Regions from separate parts of the Homo sapiens genome. Here all the other regions are linked to region 1. A link is a contact called in ENCODE Hi-C or POLR2A ChIA-PET data. All regions are on one chromosome and are shown on one strand. The core of a region is the stretch at or near the end of the contact, and the rest is flanking DNA. Distances in the headings are between cores, read along the strand shown.

Region 1 (7,008 bases), core at 226-2,725:
AAAAGTCAGAGATATAACAACAGCTGCCAATTCTTGAGGCTCCTTATGATCCAGGTTCTGTGATGAAAGCTTTATATGCATTATCTCATGAGATTTCCTCATGATCATATGAGGTAAGTGCTATTAGGAGGAGAAAATCAAGGATCAAGGATCAGAGAATTTACAAAATTTGCCTTGGTCACACAATGAATAATAAAGTGTCTGGGCCTGGGTTTGAATTCGGGGCTGTTGGCTACAAAGCCTGGGCTCTTAATCATCATGGGTTATTGCCACCTTGGCCTCAACCATCTAATGAGGAATTAAGCTGTGGACTGTCTCTGGAGGGCTTTGAATGCCAAGGCTCAGACTTGCATAAAAATCACACAGCACCAGGCAAGAAATCAGACCTGAAATCTAGCAGCAGCTTCTAGCAACTTTTTACCACTCACTACCCAAGTTTGCTTCTCTGAGCCTCTCTAAACCGGAGTGATGAGGAATGTATTATCAGCAATGAAGGTTTTTGAATGAGGCAGAGAGGCTCTTGTGACAAAAGGATTGTTTAAAAGAAACCTAGAGATGTTCAAACATTTACTGAGTATTGGGTCCTAATAATACAACTGTGAACAAGACAAAGCTCTGCAGTGGGACTCTGACCCTGCTGTGCCCCCAGGCAGCTTGGGAGAGTAGAAGAACCCCTTAACTGGAAAAACAAGGGCTCCAGAGCTGGGACCTGTCCCAGATTCTGTTGCCAGCTCTCAAATCAGGGAATCTCTCTGTATGACCTTGGGCAAGTTACCCAGCCTTTCAGACTGTCAGTCTTTATCATGGGGATCATCATTCCTCTTCCCAGGATTGTTGGAATAAATTAACTAAAACAACGCTTGTAAGGATCTAGCATGGTGCCTGGCATCCTGTAGGCGCTGAATAGATGTTAGTTTTCCCTACAAAGAAGTAGACTAGTTTGCCTCCGTCCCTCACCCCTCTGCCATTAAAGGGAACAGGTTCCTGGCCTTCATTTTAGCAGGAAAGGGGATATGAATGCACATGTGCTAGCTAAGCAACAATGCAAACTAACAAAAGGGCCTGTGGCCTGGGGAATACACTGCTGGGTCTGGGCTCAGGCTGGGACCCCGCGCCAAAATGTTTCCCTTCAATCCCAGGGAATCCGGGCCCATTTCTCGGGGCGCTGTGCACTGCTCTGGCCGCCTCTGCACTGTGAATCCCGGAACCACCCTCTGTCTCCGTCTCGCCGGCTGCTAACTAGCGCGGCCGGCGGCTGGCGGCACCAACAGCAGGTGTGGCTGCCCCTTTAAGCAGCGAAGCTAGTGTTGCAATCGCCGCCTCGAGGACGCGTTCTTTCCGGGGGGGGGGGGGGGGGTGGAGCCTGTACTGTCGCAGCAGCCAACCGGAGCGCGGCATTTTCCGCGGGAGATCCGAATTTCGCGGCACGACGTTTGGCGCTAAAAAAAAAAAAAAAAGAAGAAAAAAAAGAGGCAGAGAAAGACTCAAGGACTAGAGAGCGAGCCGCAAGGAAGTCGGTGCAGTCGAGACCCCCCTCCCCATCCCAGCGCATCGCGTCTCCGCCGAGCTTGAGGGCACGCCGGGGACCCCTCCCCAGAGCCGGCCGGACCCCAGGTGCCGAGGCCTTGGGGAGCGCGGGGCGTCCCGGGTCGCGGTGCCCTCGGGACGAGACAGCCCCTGGCAGTGCCACCACCGCAGCCGCCGGGCGATCTCCAAGCGGCGATCTCTAAGCGCTGCTCTCTGCTCGGCCGCGGGCCAGGAGGGGAGGGTCCGGCCTTGCCCCGCAGGCGTCCATTGGCGGCTTCCCCCGGCCTCCGCGCCATGCCGCGGGCCGTGTGAAAGGCGGCAGCACCGGAACCCGCAGGTGTCCGCGGGCGCGCCAAGCCCTTTTGGGTAGGGGGCGCCTTACTCGCTATGCTGCAAGGGCCCCGGGCCTTGGCTTCGGCCGCTGGGCAGACCCCGAAGGTGGTGCCCGCGATGAGCCCCACAGAGCTGTGGCCATCCGGCCTCAGCAGCCCCCAGCTCTGCCCAGCTACTGCTACCTACTACACACCGCTGTACCCGCAGACGGCGCCTCCCGCAGCGGCGCCAGGCACCTGCCTCGACGCCACTCCCCACGGACCCGAGGGCCAAGTTGTGCGATGCCTGCCGGCAGGCCGGCTGCCGGTAATGCTGGGGGCCCCCACCGCTTCCCCCTATGCTTTTCCAGGTGTGGGAAAGGAGGGAGGGGTGCCTGAGATCCAGTTTGAGTGGAGCAGGTAGAGTTTTGGGAAGAGGGAAGATGAGCTTTCAGTTTCCAGGACCCAGTGCCCCCAATATCTGAGTAGAAGACCCCTTCATTTTCAGACTTTGGATGAAATAATCTCATCCATTCTAGTGGAGTGGAATGAGCACTGGATTGCGAGTCTGGAGGGAGACCCAACTCACTACTCCCAGTGCACTGTGTGACCTTGGGGAAGTCCATGCAGCCAGCGTTGCCGCCATTCATTCATTACTTCATTGTTTGGCCAGAAACCAGTACTGGGTGCCTGCTATTGTCCAGGCAAAGAGTATGGCCTGGGGACACTGTGGGACTTTGGTAAGACAGAGGGATAGGTCTAGTGGGTCTCTCACATCCAATCTGCCATGGACAGACTCCAAATTGTCCAGCCAGCTCCTGAGATAGCCCCAAGTATCTGCCCTAGGTCCTCCCCCAGGCCCAGTCTTCCCTCCCAGACAGCCATGTAGCAGATACAAATGTGGGCAGCCCCCTTGGGTTCTGTTCAGATTGGCTGCTCTCTCCTCAAGCTCCCAGGCTCGTTGCCAGAGAGGGCCCAAAGTGTAGTGGCACCAGGCTGCCTGCTGACCTGGGCTCAGGGTGTGTTTTGTGGGAGTGGAATTCCTGGAGCCCGTGTGAATCAAAACAACTTTAGGGTGGGGGGTGGAGTGGGAAAAGCCTGGGGGAGTGGAGGTGGTGGTGGTTGAGGAGCCTGGTTTCTGGTGTGACTCTGCCACTAATTCTCTGTGTGTCCTTGGACAAGTCTTGGACCCAGTCTGGGCTTCAGTGTTCTCTCCTTCACAATGCGTGTGTGCACAGGGTGGCTGTGGGGCTAGCTCTTCTCAGCCACATTCAGCTCCAGGTCCTGGGTTTTGGAAGCAGGCTCCAGGGAGAGGAAGGGGGTGTTGTAGGTTTGCTTAGTTGTGAGTTTGGTGAATAAGTTCGGGTACAGGGATAAGACCACCCCCCACTGCCCCAGAGGCATCTGGTCAGACCTGTGCTAGTCAGCAAGCACGGATGCCCAGCCAGCTCTGGATGCAGGCAGAGCCACCACTCCCTGCCAGTGGACTCAGGCTTTGCCCATGTTCAAAACGTTAACCTTCCTGGAGACCCTTCCTGCACATGATTTCTAACTAGGAGGGCAGTGGGCAGGAATGGTATTATCCCCATTTTACAGGTTAAGCAACCGAGGATAACTGGGATTGGGTATCTTGTGTTCAGTGTTTTATAGCCTAAAACATCTTTGTAGTTCGTGAAATAGATGGCATTAATAGCTCCATGTTACAGGGGGAAACTGAGGCTCAGAGAGGGGATGTGACCTAAGGTCAGAGATGGGGATGGGGTAGAGTGATGGGACTCACAAGGCAGTCAGCTCTTCTGTCTTTTATTTTTTATTTTTTGTAGAGACAGGGGTCTCCCTATGTTCCCCAGGCTGGTCTCAAACTCCTGGGCTCAAGCAATCCTCTTGCCTCAGCCTCCCAAAGTGCTGGGATTACAGGCATGAGCTAGCTACTCTAATGCACCTGGTCAGGCAGCAGGCTCTTCTCTATGTAGCCTTGACTTTTTTTAATACTGCCTAACTTAGGAGCTGAGCTCCCCCCAGGGAAGGGAGCTTTGCGGCAGGCCCACTCTCCTCTGGCCAGCTGCTTTCAGACTGGAAGTTTCAGTAACAGCTGTGGTTTTACACTGCTTTGAACCCTCCCAGAGGAGCCCAAGTACATCTGTCTGTACCTCCCTCCCAGAAGGGCTCAGTGATCTTAGCAAGAAGGTCTCTCTTTTACTGAGTGCCTCTCGTGTGCCAGACACTGCTTGGCACTCTTCACGTTCATTATCTTGGTCAGGATGTCCAGAATGAGGCACCTTGCAGATAAGGAAACTGAGCAAAGAAAGGAAGTCACTTGCCTGGGTCACAAGTGAAGAAGCAGGGGAGTCTCCTTGCAGCAGACCACCCTAAAGCCCTGCCAGGCCCAGAGCTCCCGCTCCTGTCAATCCCCAGATGCCCGGGGCCCAGCCCCGTGGGCAGGCCTGCCCTCTGCTTACTCATTTTACAAGGGCGTGACCTGGAACAGCTCCAAACCCAACCCTGGGTGTGGCCGCTTGCTTTGTGGCCGGGCTGCAAAGTGCAGGGTGAGCAGGATTTGTTGTGGAGCTTCTGTTTAAAGGGACCTCAGGCACTGTCCAAGGATGGCAACCAAGTTCAATGGCAGAATGAAGGCCACAACCCAGATCTCCTGGCTCCCTGTCCAGAGCTCTTTCCAAGTCCTCTGAGGAAGGCTCAGGGAATGCCCCTTTATCGCATGCCTCCTCTGGCCAGGCGCATGGCATCATTCTCTTTCACGCCTGCAGGAAGCTCTGCCCAGGCTGGCTTGCAATAGCGCCATCTCTGCTCACTGCAAACTCCACCTCCCAGGTTCAAATGATTCTCCTGTCTCAGCCTCCCAAGTAGCTGGGATTACTTTTTGTATTTTTAGTAGAGATGGGGTTTCACCATGTTGGCCAGGCTAGCTTCGAACTCCTGACCTCAGGTGATCCACCCGCCTTGGCCTCCCAAAGTGCTGGGATTACAAGCGTGAGCCACCACGCCCGGTCCTCCTTTTCTTTCAATTTGTCTACATTTTCCAGATTTCCTCTTGTGAGGCATGAAAGAAAATAAACATTTTAACACACAACTCTACAAGGCAGGTCAGGTGAGGAGGTGTAGGCTCAGAGAGGCAAGACAGTGAATCCCAGGCTGTTCAGCTACGAAGTGGCAGAGCTGGGATCTGAAAGCAAGGTTCGACCCCTTACATTTGCTCCTACCCCCACCATCTGACTTAGGGCTTAGGAGAGACCAGGCTCCACTCTGCGTGACCTTGGGCAAGTCAATTCCTCTTCCCCAAGTCCCAGTTTCCTCACCGTGGTGCCCGTAAGGGGGTTGTGCCTGGTGATCTCTGACCCTCTGCACTTCTGCAGCTGCCTGAGGAAGGAGCTGTACTCTTCTCCATAGGGGTTGGCAGGGTGGGCTTGCGTCCTGACCAGGCCTTGAAGATCCAGCCAAAGGGGCTGCCTAAGAGCGTCCAGGATAGGGCTAAGCTGGCCTCTGGCTGTGGCCATAGCCTTTGCTCTCCTCCCCTCATCGCAGTCTCTTTTCAGCTCACCCTTGAACTTTCCCCTTTTCCCACTGGTGCTCCCCATACATCAGTGCTAGCAGCTCCCTGGTGGGGGCACTCCCTATGGGCAAAGCGCTTTGCTGCACTATCTCACTGAATCCTCAGCATAGGTGGAGACAATGATGCCCATTTTATAGGTGACTTGACGTCAACTGATTTCCCAGCTAAGAAGGGGAAGGCCTAGATGCAAAGCCAGGCCAGTCTGACTCCAAGACCTGTGCTCAGCCTCACCTTGATGCTGATCCTCCTGGGCTTGTCCTCTGCCACCTGTGTTCTGCAGGTTCAGCCCAAGCCATAGGCTGACTTTCCTCTGGGCACTGTCCAAAGGTGTCAGGGAGGTATCCTTAGGGGGACACTTGCCGCATTGGGACCCTGGGAGTGCAGAATAAGGGTGAAGGAGAGTGAGAAAAGAGAGAAGGCTGTGTGTGTGTGTGTGTGTGTGTGTGTGTGCAAGTACATGCAGTGATGGGGGCAGGTGGGCGTAGCCCAGGCCTTGGCCCAAATTCTAGCAAATCCTGGGGCAGCGTGTGTGGGATGCAGCTGAGGCAGCCTGGTACATGGCTTTGCAGTCAGACAGGCCTGGGTTCAAACCCTGGCTCCGGCCTTTGTGTGACCTTGGGCATGTGCTTACTCTCTGTAAGTCTCCATTTTTTGGCTTCCGAGAGCCAGTGCCAATACTGATGTGGTAGGACTGTTACGAGCATGTAACAGGCTCAGCATAGATATTCTGTTCAAGGTCTTCCTGGGATTCTTTCTGGTTTGTTCTGGCGGGGGAGACAGGTGTGGCTGGGGAGGCTCTGGGCTGCCCCACCTCTGCCTCAGGTAGAACTCCACCTGAGCTTCCCTTCCTCTCCCTGCCCTTGGTGCTCCTGCTGGGGGATATATGAAGAATACTAGGATGTGCAGCCTTGGTCAGGATTGATGGAGGCCTCGGAGCTCCCCAAGCCTCAATTACTTCAGCTGTACAATGGGGATTAGTGGTATGGGAAGATTCAGTGAAGTGATGAATGTTGGGGCGTGGTTCAGGGCATGTGGAAGGTCTCAGCCAGTGACTGGCCCTTTCTCTAGTGACAGCATGGGGCTAAATCTCTAGAATATAGGATTTCACCAGTTAGGAAGGTAGAAAAGGAATATTCAAGAGACTCATTCAAGAATGAGCAGTAAAGTGTTTGGATGGTTTCCAGGTCTCGGTAGTGGTGGAAAGCAAGAGTGTTATATCCAGGCTCCTCAAACCAAGGAGCAGGGCTCCTCACATCAGCCCAGGAAGACTTCCTGGAGGGGGCAGGAGTGGGGGAAGGGGAACTGACAGCAGGAAGAGCTGTCACCACCTCCAACACCTGTCAGCCCAGCTGTGCTCAGCAGCAGTTAGAAGTCTCAGCCCTGCTGAGCATGACCTCACCACTAAATGTTAAAATAGGCCTCTCTGTCCAAGCCAGGGTAGGGGTGTCTGGGGGATCCAGAGTTGGAAAGAGGAAAGAAATGGGCTCGATGACCCCCAGAAGGATGTATGAAGGAAGAGGTCGAGATTAGATTTTAGGGAAGGGACTCTGTGTTTCCTGAACACCTACTGTGTGCTGAGACACAGGCTGAGAACTTTACAGA
Region 2 (7,023 bases), core at 3,007-5,506, 370 kb before region 1:
TCGGTAAAATGGTCCAAGGTGGGAAGGATAAAAATGAGATTAGGGAGGCCAGGCACGGTGGCACATGCCTGTAATCTCAGCACTTTGGGAGGCCAAGGCGGGCGGTTCACCTGAGGTTGGGAGTTCAAGACCAGCCTGATCAACATGGAGAAACCCCATTTCTACTAAAAATACAAACTTGGCCAGGCGTGGTGGCACATGCCTGTAATCCCAGCTACTTGGGAGGCTGAGGCAAGAGAATTGCTTGAACCTGGGAGGCGGAGGTTTCAGTGAGCCGAGATTGCACCATTGCACCCTAGCCTGGGCAACAAGAGTGAAACTGTCTCAAAAAAAAAAAAAAAAAAAAAGAGATCAGGGAAGAGATGGTTGCCCAGAAGTATAAGAGAGACCCCATGCCCCTCCGTCTATAAGCCTCTAGGGGTTCACCTTGCCTGCCGCCTAGACAGAGCCGATTCATCAAGACAGGAGAATTGCAATAGAGAAAGAGTAATTTATGCAGAGCTGGCTGTGCGGGAGACCGGAATTTTATTATTACTCAAATCAGTCTCCACCAGCATTCAAGGATCAGAGTTTTTAAGGACAGTTTGTTTGGTTGCGGGGAGCCAGTGAGCCAGGAGTGCTGATTGGCCAGGGATGAAATCACAGGGGGTCGAAGCTGTCCTCTTGCGCTGAGTCAGTTCCTGGGTGGGGGCCACAAGATCACATGAGCCAGTTTATGGATTTGGGTGGTGCCAGCTGATCCATCAAGTGCAGGGTCTGCAAAGTATCTCAAGCACTGATCGCAGGAGCAGTTTAGGGAGGGTCAGAATCTTGTAGCCTCCAGCTGCATGACTCCTAAACCTTCCTTCCTTTCTTTCTTTCTTTTCTTTCTTTCTTTCCTTTCTTTCTTTCTTTCCTTTCTTTCTCTTTCCTTTCTTTCTCTTTCTTTCTCTTTCTTTCTTTCTCTTTCTTTCTTTCTCTTTCTTTCTTTCTCTCTCTCTCTTTCCTTCCTTCCCTCTTTCTTTCTTTTCTTTCTTTTTTTTCTTTTCTTTCTTTCTTTCTGACAGAGACCCCTCTGTCGCCCAGGCTGGAGTGCAGTGACGCAATCTCAGCTCACTGCACCCTCCACCTTCCAGGTTCAAGTGATTCTTCTGCCTCCCCCTCTCGAGTAGCTGGTATTACAGCATGCACCACCACACCTGGCTAACTTTTGTATTTTTAGTGGAGGCGGAGTTTCAGCATGTTGGCCAGGCTGGTCTTACCTCCTGACCGCAAGTGATCCACCCGCCTCAGCCTCCCAAAGTGCTGGGATTACAGGCGTGAACTACCACACCAGACCCTAAACCATAATTTCTAATCTTGTGCCTAATATTAGTCCTACAAAGGCAATCTAGTCCCCAGCCAAGAAGGAGGTGTACTTTGGGAAAGGGCTGTTATTGTCTTAGTTTTAAACTAAGTTTCTCCCAAAGTTAGTTCAGCCCAGGAATGAACAAGGACACCTTGGAGGTTAGAAGCAAGATGGAGTCAGTTAAGTTAGATCTCTTTCACAGTCTCAGTCATAATTTTGCAAAGGTGGTTTCACATCTAGGCTGCCCAACTTCTGTGGTCAGGGTCTGGCACCAGATATATGAGTCTGAATTCTGACTCTGCCATTTACAAACTTTGTGACCTCGGCAAATCCAGTCTAGCTGAGCCTCTGGTTCCTCATAGATAAGATCGTGAAAATGAGACAGTCTATCTCCAAGGGCAGTTTGGAGGATAAAGGAGACAGCGCATTTCTTTGTGGTAACATTTAAAATCTACTCTTTTAGCAATTTTGATACGTGTATCATAATATCACATTGTATTCCATAAATATATACAATTATTATTTGTCCATCAAAAATAGAATGAAAACATTTAAAAATAATATATAGTACGGGCCAGGTGTGGTGGCTCACGCCTGTTATCCCAGCACTTTGGTAGGTGGAGGTGGTTGGATCACCTGAGGTCAGGAGTTGGAGACCAGCCTGGCCAACATGGTGAAACCCCGTCTCTACTAAAAATACAAAAATTAGCTGGGCATGGTGGTGCACATCTGTAATCCCAGCTACTCAGGAGGCTGAGGCAGGAAAATCACTTGAACCTGGGAGGCGGAGCTTGCAGTGAGCCAAGATCGTGCCACTGCACTCCAGCCTGGGCAGCAGAGTGAGACTTTGTCTCAAAAAAAAAAAAAAAAAAAAAAAAAAAAATTGGCCAGGCGTGGTGGCTCAAGCCTGAATCCCAGCACTTTGGGAGGCTGAGGCAGGCGGATCACAAGGTCAGGGGATCGAGACCATCCTGGTTAACTCGGTGAAACCCCGTCTCTACTAAAAATGCAAAAAATTAGCCGGGCGTGGTGGTGGGCGCCTGTAGTCCCAGCTGCTTGGGAGGCTGAGGCAGGAGAATGGTGTGAACCTGGAAGGCGGAGCTTGCAGTGAGCTGAGATCATACCACTGCACTCCAGCCTGGGCAACAGAACAAGACTCCATCTCAAAAAAAAAAAAAAAAAAAAAAAAGCCGGGCGCGGTGGCTCACGCCTGTAATCCCAGCACTTTGGGAGGCTGAGGCGGGCGGATCACAAGGTCAGGAGATCAAGACCATCCTGGCTAACATGGTGAAACCCTGTGTCTACTAAAAATACAAAAAAATAATAAAAAAATAGCTAGGCATGGTGGCGGGTGCCTGTAGTCCCAGCTACTTGGGAGGCTGAGGCAGGAGAATGGCGTGAACCCAGGAGGCGGAGCTTGCAGTGAGCCAAGATCGCACCACTGCACTCCAGCCTGGGTGACAGAGTGAGACTCCATCTCAAAAACAAACAAAAAATAAAAATAAAAATAAATATATAGTATGGATTTGAACAACAACAGAAAAGGACACAGTGCTTGTAAAAGGCCTTTCACAGTGCCTGCCACAAAGGAAGCACTCAGGAGAGAGTGGCAAATTTATTTTCTTCACATAGTTAAACCACAACAACATATTGCAACAGTTTGCATGCTGAAGCAGAGATAAGAATCCAGCTGCCTTCTCATAAACCAGACAATTAAAGAGATTTGCCACAAAAAGTTATTTTCATTTAAAAATATGTTACTTCAGGGCGGGCGTGGTGGCTCATGCCTGTAATCCCAGCACTTTGGGAGGCTAAGGCGGGTGGATCACAAGGTCAGGAGTTCAAGACCAGCCTGGCCAACATAGTGAAACCCTGTCTCTACTAAAAACACAAAAATTAGCCAGGTGTGGTGGTCCCAGCTACTCAGGAGGCTGAGGTGGAAGAATTGCTTGAAACCGGGAGGCAGAGTTTGCATTGAACCGAGATCGCACCACTGCACTCCAGCTTGGGTGACAGACTGAGACTCGGTCTCAAAAAAAAAAATTCTATTAACATGCAATAGGATTATTAATTTTTTTTAAGTTCTCAGTTTTAGTCTCTAATACAGCAAGTACTAATAGGTGTAACCTACATCAACAAAAGCTATTTATTGCCAAGGTAACTTTTAAGACGGTAAAGGGTCGCTGAGACCACGAAGTTTGAGAACTTCTGCCCCAGGCTTTCGTGATCTGCCTTTCTCTCGCCAGCTCTTTTGCAATCTGACAACACCCCTGTTTTCTGCCCCATGTGATTAATTGCATAACTGCCATGTTTGAAGGACCTTTTGAGATCTCATCAAAAAACCACTCCTGGCAGGGTGCAGTGGCTCACACCTGTAATTCCAGCACTTTGGGAGGCTGAGGCGGGTGGATCACCTGAGGTCAGGAGTTCAAAACCAGCCTGGCCAAAATAGTGAAACCCCATCTCTACTAAAAATAGAAAAATGGTGGCAGGCACCTGTCATCCCAGCTATTTGGGAGGCTGAGGCAGGAAAATTGCTTGAAGCTGGAAGGAGGCAGCTGCAGTGAGCTGAGATCTCGCCACTGTATTCCAGCCTCCAGCCTAGGTGACAGAGCAAGACTCTAGAAGAAAAAAAAAAAAAAACACTCCTGGTGCAGATGGACCTACTGAGAAGGAGGCTATTGTGCCTGAGGTTACACAGCCATCAGTTCCACCTGGGACTGGAACCAGCATCCTTCCTATCTCCTTAATCCAGGGCTCTCGTCATGACGGCAAGCTAGCAGGTGCTCCCTGGCACAATCTCAGCTTCCTGTTCTTTCATCTCTAAAAGTCTTGAGTGGAGACAGGGTCTTCCCCCTCTGCTTTCCTGTCCCACCCTTCCCTCCTGCCTCTCATCTCCCTCTTTGACACTCCTCCTACCAGCCCAAGGGCACAATAGAGATGACATCGTCACTCTCATTGGTTACCAACTAGCAAAGAACTTGAGAAAGTGAGGAGAAAGCTCTAATGTGTTCACATATATAGCATCTATATAAGCTGCCATTCATGGAGGGCTTAGTGTGTGGCAGGCACTGTATTAGGCCTGAGCTAACTCAGTTAGTCTTCATGCCTCCCCACCACTGATGAGACAAGTACTACTTGTTACTCCTGTTTTATGGATGAGGGAACTGAATGAAAGAGATGAATGAAGTGAGTGTCTTTACTTGAGAACAAAAAGCTAATAGTACTTGGCAGAGCCAAGATCGGAACTCAGTGCTATCTGACTCCAAAGCCCAACAGCCTGATGGGTAAATCCTTGTCGGTGAGAAGGTCCAGACTCCACCAGTAAGGTGGGGAAAGGACTAAAGTCTAGGGCCTGGCAGGGTGTGGTGGCTCATGCCCGTAATCTGAGCATGAACTTTGGGAGACCAAGGCGGGAGGATCACTTAAGGCCAGGAGTTTGAGACAAGCCTGGGTGATATAGTGAGACCCCATCTCTACAAAAAGTAAATAATAATAACAATAACTCAAGGCCAGCTAATGGTAGCAATGAAGGCATTACTGAGAAAAAATGGTCAGAAAAATAAAAGTCAAAAAGAGAGAGAAAATAGATGGGATTTGCCCCTGGAAATAAAGACAAAAGATTGTGCGTGGTATCAGGGCCCCTCACCCTATGCAGAGTCATGCATTCCATCCTGCCTCTTTACCAATCTGACCTTGTCATGACACAAGGACTTAAGTCCTGGCCGGGCACGGTGGCTCACGCTGTAATCCCAGCACTTTGGGAGGCCGAGGAGGGCGGATCAAGAGGTCAAGAGATCAAGACCATCCTGGCCAATATGAAACCCCGTCTCCACTAAAAATACAAAAAATTAGTTGAGTGTGGTGGCGCGCACCTGTACTCCCAGCTACTCGGGAGGCTGAGGGAGGAGAATCTCTTGAACCCGGGATTTGGAGGTTGCAGTGAGCTGAGATCACGCCACTGCACTCCAGCCTGGTGATAGAGCGAGACTCTGTCTCAAAAAAAGAGAGAGAAAAAAAAGGACTCAGGTCCTGGCTTTGTCCGCCACTTGCTATGGGTTTTTGGGCAAAGGACTTGCCCCCTCTGAATCTATTTGCTCATGGAATAGTTGAGCAAAACCTGCCTCACATAATAGCCGTGAGCCTTCCCAGGCTGTGTAAATTGTCAAGTATGTTATGAATGTAAGCATTATTAGTCCATTCTCTAAAAGAGAAGTTGCTGAATTATAAAATAATTGAAAGAGGAAGAAGATATTTGGAAAGACTCAACAAAACTGTCCTGTTGGCAGATTTCTTTTCTTTTTTTTTCTGAGTTTTGCTCTGTCACCCAGGCTGGAGCACAGTGGCGTGACCTTGGATCACTGCAACCTCCACCTCCTGGGTTCAAGCGATTCTCCTGCCTCAGCCTCCAAGTAGCTGGGATTATAGGCACACGCCACCATGCCTGGTTAATTTTTTTGTATTTTTAGTAGAGATGGGGTTTTGCCATGTTGGCCAGGCTGGTCTCAAACTCCTGACCTCAGGTGATCCGCCCACCTCAGCCTCCCAAAGTGCTAGGATTAGAGGTGTGAGCCACCATGCCCGGCAGTGTTGCAGATTTCTAATTAGTCAGTTAATTTACCAAGTATTTGTTTGGAGATGGGAGGGGAGAATGCAAAGCAACTGGATGGGATCCTAGTTTTCAAATAAATGGACAAGAGAGTGGATTCCCAATGTCCCCAGCAAGTTTCTTTTTCTTTCTTTCTTTCTTTTTTTTTTTGAGACAAAATTTCACTCTGTTGCCCAGGGTGGAGTGCAGTGGCAGGATCGTGGCTCACTGCAGCCTCTGCTTCCCAGGTTCAAGTGATTCTCCTGCCTGGCTGATTTTTTTATTATTATTATTTATAATACAGATGGGGTTTCACGGTGTTGGCCAGGCTGGTCTCGAACTCCTGACCTCAAGTGCTCCACCATCTTGGCCTCCCAAAGTGCTGGGATTACAGGTGTGAGCCACTGTGCCTGGCCAACTTTCTTTCCCTCCCTTCCTTCCTTCCTTCCTAGCTTCCTTCCTTCCTTGCTTCCTTCCTTCCTTCCTTCCTTTTATTAAAAAAATTTTTTTTTTTTGAGACAGAGTTTCACTTTTGTTGCCCAGGCTGCAGTGCAATGGCATGATCTCAGCTCAGTGCAACCTCCACCTCCCAAGTTCAAGTGATTCTCCTGCCTCAGCCACCCGAGTAGTTAGGATTACAGGCGAGCCACAACGCCCAGTTACTTTTGTATTTTTTACTGTAGAGATGAAGTTTCACCATGTTGGTCAGGCTGGTCTTGAACTCCTGACCTCTGGCGATCCACCCACCTCGGCCTCCCAAAGTATTGGGATTACAGGCATGAGCCACTGTGCCCAGTCCCTTTTTTTTTTTTTAATTTGAGACAGGGTCTGCTCTGTCACTCAGGCTAGAGTGCAGTGGTGTGATCACGGCTCACTGCAGCTTCACTCTCCTGGGCTCCAGCAATCCACCACCTCAGCTTCCTGAGTGGCTGGGACTACAGGCACACAACACCATGCCCAGCTAATTTTTGTATTTTTTGTAGAGATGGAGTTTCATGTTACCCGGGCTGGTCTCTAAGCCCTGGGCTCAAGTGATCTGCCCACCTCAGCCTCCCAAAGTGCTGGGACTACAGGTATGAGCCATGGTACCCAGCCCCCAGAAAGTTTC
Region 3 (7,686 bases), core at 2,441-4,940, 360 kb after region 1:
GTGACCTCTGTCTAAAAAAAAAAAAATAAAAAAATAAAAATTTTTTTTTGTAAAGACAGGGGTCTCACTATGTTGCCCAGGTTGGTCTCAAACTCCTGGTCTCAAGTAATCTTCCCACCTTGGCCACCCAAAGCACTGGGATTACAGGTGTGAGCCACTGCGCCTGGCCTATTTAGTTCTTTATAGTCTCCATATTTTTCTATGCATATACTAAGCATATATTACAAACTATAACTACAGGATCCTACTACACTTGTAATTCGGCAACTTACTCTTACTCTTTTCACTTAACAATGCCCAATAGAGACCTTTATTGTCCAATCATACAAATCTATTCCTTTCCTTTTACTAATGGAGGTCTTGCTGGGAGGATGAGGACATGTTCAAATAGTAACAGCAACCACTATATCCTGGCATGAACTAGGTGCCAGGCTCTGAACTCAGCTCTTTCACATGTTTAACCCTCACAGGCACTGTGTGAGAAAGGTAGTATTATTATTTCCATTTTGCAGATGAGAAACTGAGGTGCAGAGACCTAAAAGCCCAAGATTACATAACTAGTAAGTGGCAGAGCTGGGTTTTGAATCCCGATCTTTCCTGTGCCAAAGCTTTTGCTATGAATAAATCAATAAGTGGTTGCTGGGATCATGGGTCCTGGGGAGAAAGTTCTTTCTTCAGAACCTCCCTTATATGTCCTGGGTTCTTCCTTCCAAGGGTTTGTGGTACTTGGAATCAGCATTAGCCCTTAGGAGCAACTCAGTAAAGGCCCTTCCTTTGCCTCCAGCAATCTTACAGCCATGATTACTTTTCACAGGAAGTGGTGTTTTTGAATATTTTTTCTAAAAATAAGCTATAATTTATTAGAGGCCTTTGAAGACCGGGCCAGGCATTTCAGGACACCCATGTGCCTGCCTGCAGCATAGGAAATTAATCAGAACCCCAAAGTTCCTCCCCTCCTTCCACAGGCCAGTGCTCTAGAAATGCCCAGTGCCTCATTGCAGTTCTCCTAGAGGATTGCAGAGATGCCAAGGGCGGTTTAACACAGATCCACGTCTCTGTAAAGAAGGTGAGAGGAGAAAGGCATGAAGCAGAAATGGGTCAGCTGTGCTGCAAAGAACTCTCAGAGAGAACTACACGCTGACCCCAGCTTGGAGGCATGCTGAATGGCAGAGATGCCCTGGGGCATCATCAGATGTGACTCTGCTGAATCCATCTGGGGTCTGCAGACTGGAGTGCTGGTTTCCATTCCAATGGGAATGCTTTGCAGGGCCACTTTCAGCAAGCCTCTTCCTTTCTCAAGACCCTAAAGTCTTCCATATGAAATGATTAGGTGGATTGTTATGAGGTGCTGTGTGGTGTTAATAACTAGAAATAATACTGATTATAGTAGTTATATATAAAAATACATATATAAATCATACAGTAATTATATATATATATATATATTTTTTTTTTTTGAGACAGGGTCTCGATCTGTCACCAGGCTGTAGTGCGGTGGCATTATCATGGCTTATTGCAGCCTCCACCTCCCAGGTTCAAGGGATCCTCCCACCACAGCCTCCTGAGTAGCTGAGACTGCACGGGCACCACCAGGCCTGGCTAATTTTTAGTATTTTTTGTAAAGACGGGGTTTTGCCATGTTGCCCAGGCTGGTCTCAAACTCCTGGACTCAAGTGATCCATCCCCCTGGACTCAAGTGATCCTCCCAAAGTGGTGGGATTGCAGGCATGAGCAACCGCGCCTGGTCAATATAATACTACTGAAAATAAGAATGACAGGGGCCTGATGTGGTGGCTCACGTCTGTAATCCTAGCACTTACGGAGGCCAAGGTGAGTGGATCACCTGAGGTCAGGAGTTCGAGACCAGCGTGGCCAACATGGTGAAACACCGTCTCTACTAAAAATACAAAAATTAGCCAGGTGTGGTGGCAAGTGCCGGTAATCCCAGCTACTTGGGAGGCTGAGGCAGGAGAATCTCTTGAACCTGGAAGGCAGAGGTTGCAGTGAACTGAGATCGTGCCACTGCACTCCAGCCTGGGCGACAAGAGAGAAAATTCGTCTCAAAAAAAAAAAAAAAAAAAAAGAAAGAAAAAGAAAATAAGAATGACAATCATATTGTTCATATTGTTTGTGGAACACTGTGCCTGATGTTTTCCATACAGTATCTTAGGTAATTTTAAAACAAACACCACAAGACTATATTATTATCCCCATTTTATAGATGAGAAGACAGGCTCAGAGATGGCTATTATGACCCCAGAACATATGATCCCAGGGTTTTCTGGCATCAGAGCTTGAGCTCCACAAACATGTGTGGGTTCTGACCTCCAGGAAGTGCTAAGAAACAAATGGGAGGTCAGTTCTTTATAAGTTGTAGTGTTCATGCCCACGTGAGGGTTAAACACAATGTTATTGGTTATTCAGAACAGGGAGGATTGCTTTCTGGCTGGGAGAAGCTGGGAGGTGAGACAGCAGGGGAAGAGCTTCAGCAAAGGGTCAAATGTGGGAAAGCAGTGGGTGTGCTAAGAGAAGTTTGGATAAACTTTGTGTGTGTGTGTGTGTGTGTGTGTGTGTAAAGGTAGGAAGTGATCATACCAGGCCAGGGCTTTGGCCTTTATTCCATAGGCAATAAAGAGCTTACACAAGAGATGTCTCAAGAGACCAACCATGCTGCTGTAGTCAGAGAGGAAGCAGCCCTCAGCCCATCTGTGTCCTGGCTTGTGAATGCTGCTGCGTGCCAGCGTGTGGGAGGGCATCCGCAGCGAGAGCAGTCTCTGGCTGTGTCCTGTACTATGCTGGGTGTGGGTCTTGGGCTGTCTTTGAAGCCTTCCTCCTGGCTTCTCAGGGCACTAGGTGCCTTTTAGATAGTAGACTTAAAGGAAGTATGTCATAGAAGTATGGGAGGGGATTTTGAGATCATCTGGTTATTCCCCCTTCCCATTTTAAAGAAGATGAAAATCGGGAACATAGATGGGAAAGTACTTGTCTAGCATCACACAAAGAATTAATAGCACAGTGGGGGACGGGAACCCATGCCTCCCGAGTCTGAGCTGAGTTCCTTCTCTGCATTTGCAGAGTAATAGAAATAGGATTTGTTGAGTGATTATTCCATATCAGGTTCTAGGCTAAGCACCTTTCCATTGATTATCTCATTTAATCCTCACAACCCTACTGAGAGTGTCCCGCTTTTTTCTTTTTCTTTTGAGACAGGGTCTCACTCTGTCACCCACGCCGGAGTGCAGTGGCACGATCACGGCTCACTGCAGCCTCGACCTCCCTCGGCTCAAGCGATCCTCCTACTTTAGCTTACCGGCGGGCGCCACCACTCCCGGCTAATTTTTGTATTTTTTATAGAGATGGGGTTTCGCCATGTTGCCCAGGCTGGTCTCGAACTTCTGAGTTTAAGCGATCCGTCCGCCTCAGCCTCCCAAAGTTCTGGGATTACAGACTTGAGCCACCACGCGGGCCGAAAGTGTCCCTCCTGAAATCGAGAAGTCTTGTCTTCCATTTCGATTTCCCAGGGCGCCTAGCACAGGACCCAGCTACGGAGGCAATAAAAACTTGGTGGAGTCTAAGTCCTGGGAAGGGAAAAAAAGGACGGAGGGGGCGGGGCCTACAGACAACCCCGCCCATCACAAAGACCCCGCCTTCCAGAACGCTGACGTCACAATTTGGCCCCGCCCCTCATTGTCAGTCCCGCGGAGCCAGAGGAGGCGCCGGTCGCTGGCAGCTGAGCGGCGGAACCCTTCGCTGGCGGGAGCGCGGTTCGGGGCCGCAGAGGTGAGGGTCCGTGAGGCGGCGGCGGCGGGAGCGCGGCGCGGGGAGGGGAGGGCGGCGGGGTTGGGAGGCCGGTCCCGGGTGAGGTCGGGGCACCCGCGGCCACGGGGCAGAAGAAACCGCGGGCGCAGCCGAGGAGAGATGGGGTGTGGAGTTGGGGGAGAGTTGGAATGGATTTTGGAGGAAGGGCTCAGGAGGAGACCTTTTGGGGCGAGACCCAGCACATGTTTGTGGAGTTGGAGGAAGAGACTCTGAGGAGATTTTTCCTCGGGAGGGGGAGGGAAGGTTCTGAGGAGACTTCTTGGTGGGAGCGAGACTCTGAGGAGAAATGTTTGGGGCAGAGACGCGGAGGAGACATTTTCGAGGGGGCGGCGAAGAGTTTCGGGGGTAGAGTTTGGGGTTGGGGGAGGGGGCGCGGGCCGACAGGGGCGGGGGGCGACGAGGCGGCCGTGGAGGGGGCTGCGCGGGGCCCGGCGGGCACCGGAGGAAGGAAGTGATCAGACAGGAAGGGCCCGGGAGCTGCAGCAGCAGGAGGAGGAGGGCGGTTTGGGAGCGCGTCGGGCCGGCGTGCGGGGCCAGCTGCGGGCGCGGGGCGCGGGCCGCGGGCCGGGCGGGGAGGGGTCCCGCGGCCGCCGCAGCTGTCGGCCGCGCCGGCCCGCGTCCCGGGCGCTCTGCTGGTCTCGCAGCCAGACCGCTGGGCCGGGAAGGAATTCGAGGCATTCGCTTTGTTTAAGTTGCCAGTAGACAGTCCTTAGGACTAATTAATGGTGGAATCTGCAGGGGGACGCCGGCGAGCGGGGCCGGGGCCTCCCCCCGCCCGCCGCGGTGAACTTTCCGCAGCGCGGGGCCCGCCTCCCGGCGCACCCCCGGCCCCCGCCCAGCCGCCCGGGCAGGGAAGGAGCCATGGCTTCCCGGAGCGCAGGAATGAAGTGCGGTTTCTGGGGCTGGTGGCCTCTGGCTGCGGAGCCTGCCTGCAGGGAACCTGGCGACCCGCAGCGGCCGCGCTGGGGCTTCGGAGCCCGGTTTAGAGCTCTTGGAGGTGGCTGCGGTTTCTGTGCATAACCTTGGAGGAGCCTCTGTGAGCCGAGAAAGACCATCTTGCTTTGGAGCATCTGTTTCTTCATCGCGTCAACCCCTTTCCTAACACTGCAGAGCTTGTTGTGGCTTGTTTCGGGAATGCCGAGGCCAGTGCTCACCCTTGCGGGTGGGAGAGGGGAAGAGAGTAGGCACCCCCAAAACCCCTGTAGTGTGATTTCCAGAAGGCCAGACTGCCTGCAGCTCCACCGTCGCACCTTCACTGACTTGAATGACCTTGGGAGAAGGATTGCGCTGCTGAGCCCTTGGTGCCTTATCTGTCGTTGGAGGAGAAAATACTCTCTGGACCTCCCTGCCTTTTGGGGATGTTTTGAGGGGTGGGGTTTGCTCAGGGTATTTCTTTTACAGACGGCTGCAGTTCTGGCCTAAGGAGCTGGACTGGTGTCAGAGCCGGGAGAATTCAGATCACCTAATAAGATTTGACTACCTCAAATTAGGGAGGGAGGGGTTTGGATTTTAGGAGGACATTTCTTTTTGGGGAATCTGGAAGGTGTGTTCCAGATTGCCTTCTGTCACCTTGTTTGCAACTTTGGTAGTATTCATGTGGTTAAATTGAATTACCCCCATAGAAAATTCTTCTTTTGTCAGAAATAATTGTTTTGCTCAGAATTCCCCTGGGGGCAGATTAAGGTTTTGCTCAATTTACTCCTAGAAGAATTTACTCCTAGAAGAATTTTCCAGGTTTCTAAAATTAAATCACTTTTCTAAACATAGTAACTAAAGTTTGAAAAGCTGGAAATAGTGAGCTGGGAAGGGAATGGGTTGGAGTATGAAGAAGGCAGCAAACACAGGTTCATTGTTGACCAGTGATTAATAATGCGGATTGTTAATTAGCCTTCGTTGATTATGAGGTGTTTTCTTAATCTTAAATAATTTAAGACCAAGAAAAGGAACTAATGTTGTTGAGTTGCCTATTCTGTACCCAGTAATTATGCTAGGTGGTATAGATCTTAGGCAGTCTTCCCAAGAATTTTGTGAGGTGGTAGTTAGCATCCCTTTTTTTTTTTTTTTTTTTTTTTTGAGACGGAGTGCTCTGTGTCACCCAGGCTGTAGTGCAGTGGTGCGATCTCGGCTCACTGCAACCTCCGCCTCTCATGTTTAAGCTATTCTCCTGCCTCAGCCTCCCGAGTAGCTGGGATTACAGGTGTGTGCCACCTTGCCCGGTTAATTTTTGTATTTTTAGTGGAGATGGGGTTTCACCATGTTGGCCGGGTTGGTTTCGAACTCCTGACCTCAAGTGATCTGCCCGCCTCGGCCTCCCAAAGTGCTGGGATTACAGGTGTGAGCCACCGCTCCCAGTCAGCATCCCTGTTTTATAGATGAGCAAGCCAAAGGTCAGAAAGTAAAGTGGCTGTCCCAAGTTCACACACACAACTAGTAAGAAGTGGCACTGGAATTCATACCCAGGTCTGTTTCTCAGGTCTGTGGTTGTCTCTCTACTTTGCCCACTGCCTTGGGAATCATGAGACCTAGTTTTTTGGCCTTTGACTCAGCCACTGGGTGACTGTGGGCCCTAGAATAAGTCATTTAAGTCTATTCTCCAATAGTATTGCCTTTTCTTTCAGCAGTGTTGTAAATATGCACTTGAAGTGTGCTGTTTTTCTTTTCTTTTTTTTTTTTTTTTTGGTAAAAAGACAAACATATAAGGCTGTAGTAGTGTAGTAGTGGTATGTACTATATGCCTCTAGGTGCTTACTTATTTCTTATGATGAAAGCATTTCTGTTAAAATGGGGAGTACCTAAGTGATCATATATTTCATTTATGTAATGGAAGTTGATGGATAGCTAATGGCCCTTCCAGTGTAAAGCGGCCATCATTAAGGTAACATTATCAGAAACAGAATCATTTTTCATGTAATACAGCTTTTAGGGACAGTGTCAACTTATGAGTAAAGCATGCTGTTACAGGTAGGACCCGGATAGTCCAGGCTGAAAGATGTGGTATAAACTTTGATGCATATAATAGATGCATAGCAAATATTTGATGAGTGAATGAATGAATGTAATGAATGTATTCCCTTTTTTTTTGGAGTGCAGTGCTGTGATGATGTCTCACTGCATCCTCTACTGCCTGGGCTCAAGTGATTTTCCCACGTCAGCCTTCTGAGAAGCTGGGACCACAGGTGTGTGCCACCATGCCTGGCTAACTTTTTTTTTTATTTATAGAGATGAGGTTTCCCTGTGTTTCCCAGGCTGGTCTCCTGGAACTCCTGGGTTCAGGGGATCCTCCCATGTCAGCCTCCCAAAGTGTTGAGATTACAGGCATGAGCCATCATGCCCTGCCCGGAATGCATTCTTTAAAAAAAAAAAAAAAGCTTTATTGAGGTATAATTTACATACAATAAAATTCACCAATTTTAAGTGTACAGTTTGACAAATTTTGACACATGTATACAGTTGTATAATTACCACCACTGTGTTTATTTTTTTAAACTGTGTGTTATCTTTTAGGAATTGGGTAGCAGATTTATCCCTGGGAATGTTATGAGGTTTCTATGCTCAGATTCAATACTGTGAGATCAGAATGAATATTAGAGTGTTAATGTGCCAACTTGGGAGGAAATAGGAAAACCTTCGGTATTTAATGGTGAGGTAAATAGGAAGAATAAGGAGAGACATTTATTGGATTAGGGGAAAGATAAATAAATTCAGGAGGAAGTAGATTTTAGTTACTTTTAAGACAGAGGATACATTTTGGGGAAAAAGTTACCAAAAGATTTAAGGAGTTGAACTTTTTATTTTTTTTCTTTTGAAATGGTAGCTCCTGAAATATAAAACTTAACATCTTTGGCTGTGCTTAAGAAGCGCTTAACA
Region 4 (7,837 bases), core at 5,136-7,635, 420 kb after region 1:
AAGTAATATGTGACTGAATTAGAATAGAACCCAGATAATCTGACTTTCAATCCCATGTGTGGTTTTCCCTTATAGCATGTTGCCAGGGCAGCAGGCAGGATGGAGAGAGAGTGTGGAATAGAGACAAAGGGAAATTCCCTAGAAGCAATAAAATGGAAATAAACTTGTTACAGGGGGTAGAAATAATAGTGACCCTGTAAAATATGCCTTCAAATTAAAATAGCAGCAGAAAACCTTTTTCACTCAGGCTCTCTAATAGGTACAGCTTAGTATTCTTCTTCTGATACCACCAAGTATATAGAAGGGCATTTTAATCTTCCATTTTAAGAGATGAGATACACTTCTCCTAAGGGAGATGAGATGCATGTAAAACAAAAAACTTCTAGATTGATGCTCTGGGCACTTAACAGTCAGTACAAGGGAAGTCACATTCTCTGAGTTGAGTGTGAAGGTAAAAAGATTCGAAACCTTTGGGTGACTTGCACCTCCTAAGACTTGCAGCTCGTACATGTGACAGACAGTGCTAGGATAGTACCCTCATTAAACAAAAATAACAACAAAACTGATCCTCAACTCTACATTTTCCTTATCACTTTCACACAGGCAAACTTTTCTTTCTTTTCTTTTCTTTTCCTTTTCTTTTCTCTTTTTTCTTCTCTTTGCCTTTTTTTTTTTTAACAGTCCAGTGGTCTTTTACTTTTTTACACCTTCTGATTTGGCCAACTTTCTTTCATTCATTTATTTATTTGGAGGCAGGGTCTTGCTCTGTCACCCAGCAGTGATGAAACCATAGTTTACTGTAACCTTGAACACGTGGGCTCAAGCAATTCTCCCGTCTCAGCTTACTGAGTAGCTAGGACTACAGGCATATACCACCATGCCTGGCCAATGAAACAGTGTCTCACTCTGTCCAGGCTGGAGTATAGTGGCTCCACTCACTGCAGCCTCAGTCTCCTAGATCAAGTGATCCTCCCACTTCAGCCACCCGAGTAGCTGGGACTACAGGCATACGCCACCACACCTGGCTAATTTTTAAATTGTTTTAAGAGACAAGGTCTCACTATGTTGCCCAGGCTGGTCTCGATCTCCTGAGCTCAAGTGATCCTCCCATCTCAGCCTCCCAAAGTGCTGGGATTGTAGGCGTGAGTCACTGCACCTGGCCTGGTTTTATTTTTGGAGAGATGGGGTCTTGCTATGTTGCCCAGGCTGGTCTCAAACTCCTGGGCTCGAGTGATCCTCCTGCCTCAGCTTCCCAAAATGTTGGAATTACAGGCTTTAGGCACTGTGCTTGGCCTTGGCCAACTTTCTCTCCGTAGGTGAATAACAATTTTAGATGTGATTCTGTTGCTAAACTTCACAAACATGGGCAAGGAAGCCTAGTCTCAATTGTAGACCACTGGTTAGAAAAGGAAACAGCAGGGCCGGGCGTGGTGGTTCACGCCTGTAATCCCAGCACTTTGGGAGGCTGAGGTGGGTGGATTACTTGAGGTCAGGAGTTTGAGAACCAGCCTGGCCAACATGGTGAAACCCCATCTCTACTAAAAATACAAAAATTAGCTGGGCGTGGTGGCATGCACCGGTAATCCCAGCTACTCGGGAGGCTGAGACAGGAGAATCGCTTGAACCCGGGAGGCGGAGGTTGCAGTGAGCCGAGATCGTGCCACTGCACTCCAGCCTGGGCAACAGAGCGAGACTTTGTCTCCAAAAAAAAAGAGGAAGTAGCAGAGCCGGTTCTTTGAGTGCCAGCTTTCAAATAGATACATTAATCTCAACCTAGTTTTATCAATTATTTATTAATAAGCACTCCCAAAGTGCACAAAAGTTCTTAAGTTCTTTCTAATTCTGATCTTGTTTATACTCTTCTTTGGTAAGGTTTCTTTGGCAAGGTGAAAAATAACCTGACACATAGAGATGGGATTGCTGGATTCTAGTTTTGTTTGTCTGTTACTAGCTTCCTAAAAAGGTCTCAGAAGTCCCTTTGTTTGCTCATCTGTCATATGAGATAAGAGTATTTGCCTTCTCATCCTAAAGGTTACGTAGATTTAAAAAGTTATTCTGGGAGAATTAGAAGCACTTTCAGTTGAAAGACATTATTTTACAGCAGTCCTCTATCATAGATAGGTACTGAAATATCTATTATTGATGCGATTTAAGTATTAATGGCAAGACTTATAGAAAATTATTAAAAAAGTTTGAATAATTTATATAACATGAGGTACTCCAATTAATCAAATGGTATGCCTCTACTTAGATCTTTTCGGACCTGTTTATAGTTTCTACAAGGGCAAATGGAGATAGCATGGTTAAGGATGTCATTCATAGTGTTATTGGAAAGGACAATAGTATATCATTGTTAAATATCATTTAGTCTGGCCTTTTTGTTTGACTGATGAAGCTGAGACCCAGAAAGTGTAAAAGACACATCTGAGGTCCAACAATGTCTGTGGTAGAACTAGAGGCCGCCACCCGGGTTTCTCACTCCCCATCCAAGTTTCTCTACACTTAGAGGGTGCGTTGTCTTACTCTCAGTTTCCCGCTTTAGTCAGAAAAGATCACTGGCTCTGGATTCTCTTCATTCCTTCTTGTTGGCAAGTGGGGTTGGGAGGAGGGAAGTGAGCAAAAGGCAGGCCTTAAAGAAATTGACATGTCTTCTGCAGCTTATGTTTTTTCTTCCACTTTTATCTGGAGTGTTCTGAACTCCAACATGAAGTGACTTGAATGTGAGAAGCGACTCAGTCAGTGATGGCATTCAGGGAAGCTGCTTTTAAAACCACCTAGGTTGGTTCATACATAGCAAGCTGCTGGCACTTCCTTAGCCCCATACCCCCTGATTGGTCCCCACCCCATCCTGCCATCGGCCTGTTTACCATGTTGGCTTTTTGGTGAAGAGACTGCACAGGGCAGAAAAATTATTAAAATCCTTCCTGGCTTTTTTCCTGAACAATCCTGAATGCTACTTCAGCAATTATAGGAGGAAAAATAAAATTATTTTCCCCTTGCTTCCTATATAATTTAGGACCACTAGAAAACTCTGTGATCCCAAGTTATTCTGTTTCTCTCTGATACCAATTTTTCTGATAACAGAAAATTATCCCTGTGTATACTTTAGTAAAGGGTCTGAGGGTGGTTTTTCTAGAGACTGAGAATGACCCAGAGTTGTTTCAGTTTGAATCATTTCTATTGTTCTGCTTCCACATTTCACTGACTCTTTCCTCTGTCATCTCCATTTTGTCCTTAAGCCCATTCAGTGAATTAAAAAAATTCAGATACTGTATTTCTGTTCAAAAATTTCCACTTAAATTTTTTTTTTCAGTTTCTCTTCTGAGATTTACTGTTTTCCCCTTCATTTTGAGCATATTTTCTTTTTTTTTTTTCTTTTTTTGAGACGGAGTCTCGTTCTGTCGCCAGGCTGGAGTGCAGTAGCTGAATCTCGGCTCACTGCAAGCTCTGCCTCCCGGATTCAGGCGATTCTCCTGCCTCAGCCTCTCAAGTAGCTGGGACTACAGGCGCGCGCCACAACACCCGGCTAATTTTTGTATTTTTAGTAGAGACGGGGTTTCACCATGTTGGTCAGAATGGTCCCGATCTCCTGATCTCGTGATCCGCCTGCCTCGGCCACCCAAAGTGCTGAGATTACAGGCATGAGCCACCGTGTCCGGCCTTGAGCATATTTTCTTTTACCTCATTGATCTTAGTTATAATAGCTCTGTTAATATCTTTGTCTGAGAATTTCAGCATCTGGGTTGTCTTGGAGTTGCCCTCTGCTGATTGTCTTTTCCTTTGCAAATTGCAAATGGGTTTAATTTTTCTAGGTGTTTTTTGTTTGTTTGTTTGTTTTTGTTTTGTTTTGTTTTGAGACAGGGTTTCACTCAGTCGCCCAGGCTGGAGTGCAGTGGTGTGGACATGGCTCACTGCAGCCTTGACTACTGGGCTGAAGTGATCCTCCTGCCTCAGCCTCTCAGGTAGCTGGGACCACAGGCATGTATCACCACACCTGGCTAATTTTTTTAAATTTATTTTCATTTTTTGTAGAGACAGTGTCTCACTGTGTTGCCCAGGCTGGTCTCAAAAACACTTTGGGCTCAGATGATCCTCCTGTCTTGGCCTCCCAAAGTGCCAGGATTACAGGCATGAGCCACCGTGTCCAGATGCTTTTTCTAGTTCTTTATGTAATTTGGAATTGTATTCTTCACACTGTGAATGTTGTATTGTGGAGACTTTGGTTTCTGTTGATGTTTTTAATTTAGTAGACAATAACTCAGACTCAAAACTGCAAACTCTGTCACACCTGCAGTGGGTCGCAGTTCAAATTTCAGTTCAGTTCTTTTCTCTTTAACTGAGGTCTTTGGATTCTGCCCTATGCTTGCATGGCTCAGGGTTCAGCCAGAGACTGGGTAGAATTTACACACAGAACCTGAGACTCTCCTTTTCTAGCTCTTTTTTTTCTTACTTCCATGATCTGTGGCTGCTCTGGGCTATTTCTTCAGGACAGAAAGCCTAGGGTTTGTTTTTTGATTGGAACTTCAGCTAGACCAGCCTCAGGCTAGAGATCCAAAAATGAGGAGTTCATTCCATGTCAGCCCTTTCTTCCAACTTTCAACTTATTTTCAAAATCTGCCAGCCCTTGTTCACTTCAGATAGTTTTTGTGTTTTATCCAGAGTATAGTTGTTGTCTGTGGGAGGGTCATACTGAAAGCAGAATTTCTTACTGACATTTTTATCTATTATCAAAGTGTTTGGGGGACAAAAATGTTCACTTGAGCTTGTTTTGTAAGCTTGGGCAAGTCTCCTTTCCTCTCTGGGACCCACTTGCTCCTCTGGGAAAGGAGGTGGTTGGACTCTGTGATCTGTAAGGATCCTTCAGTCTCTGCTTCTAGGCAGACAGACACGTACACACATACTACCACCACTATCACCACCAACAGTAACAGAAACAATAAGTGCCAGAAGAGATGCTTGAGGGAAGTGATGAGGATGGATCTGTCATGGTGGAAAGCTCTCTGAAGCAGCATCACTAAGGAATTTGAGGATGTTTACAGTCATCCTCTTGTTTTGGGGACAGAGGGCAAGTACGCTGAGGAAGCAAGAAGTAAATGGCATTCAGAAGAAAGAAATCAGTTACTGCTTACTTCTACCCCTTAGAAATATGAGAGAACGTAGACAGTTGAAAACAAATCAGGATTAGCTGGAGTTCCTCTTTCCCTTTGGCAGTGCATTCTGTCTTGTTTTGAAGAGAAAAGCCCCTGGGCCTTAGTAACATGTCAGCAAATTTGGCAGTAGGTGGTAGGTGCTGGGACAGTAGATTTTAGCAGGGGCGCTGCTATCACTGTTAGGGCTGCAGAGACCTTAGGGGAGATAGACCAGATTTATGTGACCATTTCTTAGAGTTCAGAATTTTTATGTAGGAGAGGTTTTAGGCTATGCAGAAGAAGATGAGTGTGTGTGTGGGGGGGCGGTGTTTGTGTGTGGGTGTTGTGTGTGTAAGGTGGGTGGGGAGGGGGAAAGAGACAGGTGGTGATGGGGTAGGACGGAAAGTCTGTGGAACTGTCCTAAAACTATTTGAATACCAATCACACTTACTTTAACTTCCATTGATTATTTTTTAAAAGCAGAGGGTGGAGAGCTAAAGCTTCCCCCACATCCACCTAAGCTATCTCTTGGGTGCCGCCTTGGTATAGATCGTTTTTAAAATTATTTTTAAATATAGAGCGTCACTCTGTCATCTAAGCTGGAGTGCAGTAGGACAACTGTGGCTCACAGCAGCCTCAAACTTCTGGGCTCCAGGTGATCCTCCCGTCTCAGTCTCCCAAGTAGCTAGGACTATAGGTGTGCATCACCATGCCCAGCTAATTAAAATTTTTTTTTTTTTGTAGAGATGGGGGCCTTGCTTTGTTGTTGTCCAGGCTGTTCTTGAACTCCTGGGTTCAAGCAATCCTCCTGCCTTGGCCTCCCAAAGTGCTGGGATTATAGGCATGAGCCACTGTGCCTGGCCTAGATCCTTTTTTATACTTATTTTCTAGCTGTTTTTATTATCAGTAACTTTTTTTTTTTTTTTTTTTTTGAGACAGCGTCTCACTGTGTCGCCCAGGCTGGAGTGCAGTGGCGCGATCTGGGCTCACCACAAACTCCGCCTCTTGGTTTGAAGAGGTTCTCTTGCCTCAGCCTCCTGAGTAGCTGGGATTATAGGCACATGTCACCATGCCCAGCTAATTTTTGTATTTTTAGTAGAGATGGGGTTTCACCATATTGGCCAGGGTTGTCTTGAACTCCTGACCTCAGGTGATCTGCCCGCCTTGGCCGCCCAAAGTGCTGGGATTACAGGCGTGAGTCACCGTGCCTGGCCGATACTATCAGTAACTCTTCTCTTTGGGAGGCCAAGGTGTGAAGATTGCTTGAGGTCACGAGTTTCAGACCAGCCTGGGTGACATAGTGTGACCCCATCACTACAAAAAAAAATTCTTTTCAAATTTTATTCTCTTGAGGCTTGAGTTACTACTGTTCCCCTCATCTTTTAAGCTGTTTTTAAAAAACTCTCATTATTTGTCCATTGTAATTCTAGCCGCCTTGCTCTCTGGGAAGATAGAGGCAGGGATGGGTGTGTGTGTGTGTGTGTGTGTGTGTGTGTATGTGTGCGCGTTCATGCATGCGCGCAGGTGCAGGTATGTGTGCATGTGTGCATGTTTTGGTGGAGGTGTGGAAGTTGGATTAAAGGGACCAATAGTCTTGGAAGGCAGTCACAAGGTGGCTTGCAGGGATGTGTAAGGGAGGCAGTTGTGATGAAAGAAGGGAGGATAGTTTGTAAGATCATGTACAAAAGCTTTAGGTTTACCACTAGCTTAGAAGCTACCTTTCCATTTTCCTCAAGAGTAAGATAACACAAGAAGTTTGACCCAGATCTTCCATCTGTAGTAGCTCTTCTCTAATTTTAGGGGTAAGATTCAATGGGATGGTAGGCTTTTCAACTCTCCTGTAGAAGCCTGCTTGTTTCAAAACTGGAGGGTAAGTTTGCAGAAAGAAAAGCTCTATTTTTAGTTTTAATTGATATTGGGTGGTTCAGGGCTCTTTTGAGGACCGAGTCTAGAGGGCAACAAAATGAGAGCCAGCATGGTGAAGGGACTTTCAAAGTCAGACAGACTTGAGTTTAAACTCTGTCATTTAATAACAAGCTGTAAGACCTTGGACAAGTCACTTCTTGAAACTTAAATTCTTTATCTGTAAAGTAGAGGTAACATTATCTTCTTATTGTCTTATATAAAACATAAAGCATAGTGCTCAGGGTTGGTAAATACTCCGCAGATGTTTTTTTCCTATCTTCTAGAACATCTTATTTTTAGTAGAATCCTTGCTTTTCTGCTAAATAATTGTGTGACTCACCCTTTCTAAGTTTTAGTTTCCTTCTGTAAAACAAGGACATTTAACTGAAGGTTGAGTATCCCCTTATCCGAAATCCCTGGGACCAGAAGTGTTTTAGATTTCAGATTTTTAAAAAAAATATTTGCATGTATACAGTGACATGTCTTGGGATAAGACCCAAGTCTAAACATGAAATTCGTTTATGTTTCCTATACACCTTATACATATAGCCTGAAGGTAATTTTATTTTTCCCCAGGGGACATTGAATAAACCTGAGTATTGTGTGCCTGTATTTTGACTGCGACCTATCAGATGAGATCAGGTATGGAATTTTCCACTTGTGGAGTCATGTGGGCACTCAAAACATTTCAGATTTTGGAGCATTTTGAATTTGGGATTTTCAGATCAGGGATGCTCAACCTGTAGCTGATTTCTGAGATGCTTCCTAGCTGTAAGATGTCATGTACATTTTTAGACTGTTGA

What was found. A loop is a pair of places that touch in the nucleus more often than their neighbours do. ChIA-PET counts read pairs that join two places held with the same protein, here RNA polymerase II (POLR2A). Pooled maps may share reads with other maps.
Region 2: a map with no recorded cell type shows a loop between it and region 1 (4-fold over the local background). The contact joins the enhancer-like site here to the promoter of E2F2 in region 1. A Hi-C loop is called at or near these places in 1 of 168 maps with a recorded cell type or tissue (OCI-LY7), 4 of 37 single-sample maps with no recorded cell type and 6 of 50 pooled maps. POLR2A ChIA-PET finds 5 or more read pairs at or near these places in 2 of 52 experiments (HEK293 and activated B cell).
Region 3: a loop to region 1 is called in a pooled map, with 4 times the contacts of the local background. The contact joins the promoter of LUZP1 here to the promoter of E2F2 in region 1. A Hi-C loop is called at or near these places in 1 of 168 maps with a recorded cell type or tissue (B cell), 1 of 37 single-sample maps with no recorded cell type and 8 of 50 pooled maps. POLR2A ChIA-PET finds 5 or more read pairs at or near these places in 1 of 52 experiments (activated CD4-positive, alpha-beta T cell).
Region 4: a loop to region 1 is called in a pooled map, with 3 times the contacts of the local background. The contact joins the enhancer-like site here to the promoter of E2F2 in region 1. A Hi-C loop is called at or near these places in 2 of 168 maps with a recorded cell type or tissue (PC-9 and chondrocyte), 6 of 37 single-sample maps with no recorded cell type and 7 of 50 pooled maps. POLR2A ChIA-PET finds 5 or more read pairs at or near these places in 3 of 52 experiments (BJ, HepG2 and activated naive CD4-positive, alpha-beta T cell).

The regions. Positions count from the first base shown.
Region 1 is chr1:23,525,700-23,532,707 of GRCh38, reverse strand. E2F2 (E2F transcription factor 2) reads left to right here and starts at 1,475. Exons shown (of 7, transcript NM_004091.4): 1 at 1,475-2,166. The coding sequence starts at 1,915. It overlaps LOC101928163 (a long non-coding RNA gene), which reads right to left. Exons shown (of 3, transcript NR_110799.1): 2 at 5,638-5,778; 3 at 4,289-5,303. RefSeq lists silencers at 1,244-1,383, 1,921-2,069, 4,225-4,421 and an enhancer at 4,077-4,206.
Region 2 is chr1:23,893,829-23,900,851 of GRCh38, reverse strand. All of the region lies in intron 1 of CNR2 (cannabinoid receptor 2), which reads left to right. Among named protein-coding and RNA genes, the nearest start is that of CNR2, 16 kb to the left of the region's middle. RefSeq lists enhancers at 3,515-3,644, 3,695-3,754. Within about 2 kb of position 4,256, at least 6 of the 41 ENCODE cell types and tissues checked have a DNase peak (open chromatin) inside an H3K27ac peak, as active enhancers do; they include OCI-LY7, where a contact is called at or near this core.
Region 3 is chr1:23,164,860-23,172,545 of GRCh38, reverse strand. It overlaps LUZP1 (leucine zipper protein 1), which reads left to right and starts at 3,690. Exons shown (of 4, transcript NM_001395462.2): 1 at 3,690-3,780. RefSeq lists enhancers at 2,796-2,845, 3,921-4,452, 4,453-4,984 and silencers at 3,491-3,550, 4,542-4,681.
Region 4 is chr1:23,109,424-23,117,260 of GRCh38, reverse strand. The region is part of intron 1 of LUZP1 (leucine zipper protein 1); the gene reads left to right. Among named protein-coding and RNA genes, the nearest start is that of LUZP1, 56 kb to the left of the region's middle. Within about 2 kb of position 6,385, at least 3 of the 41 ENCODE cell types and tissues checked have a DNase peak (open chromatin) inside an H3K27ac peak, as active enhancers do.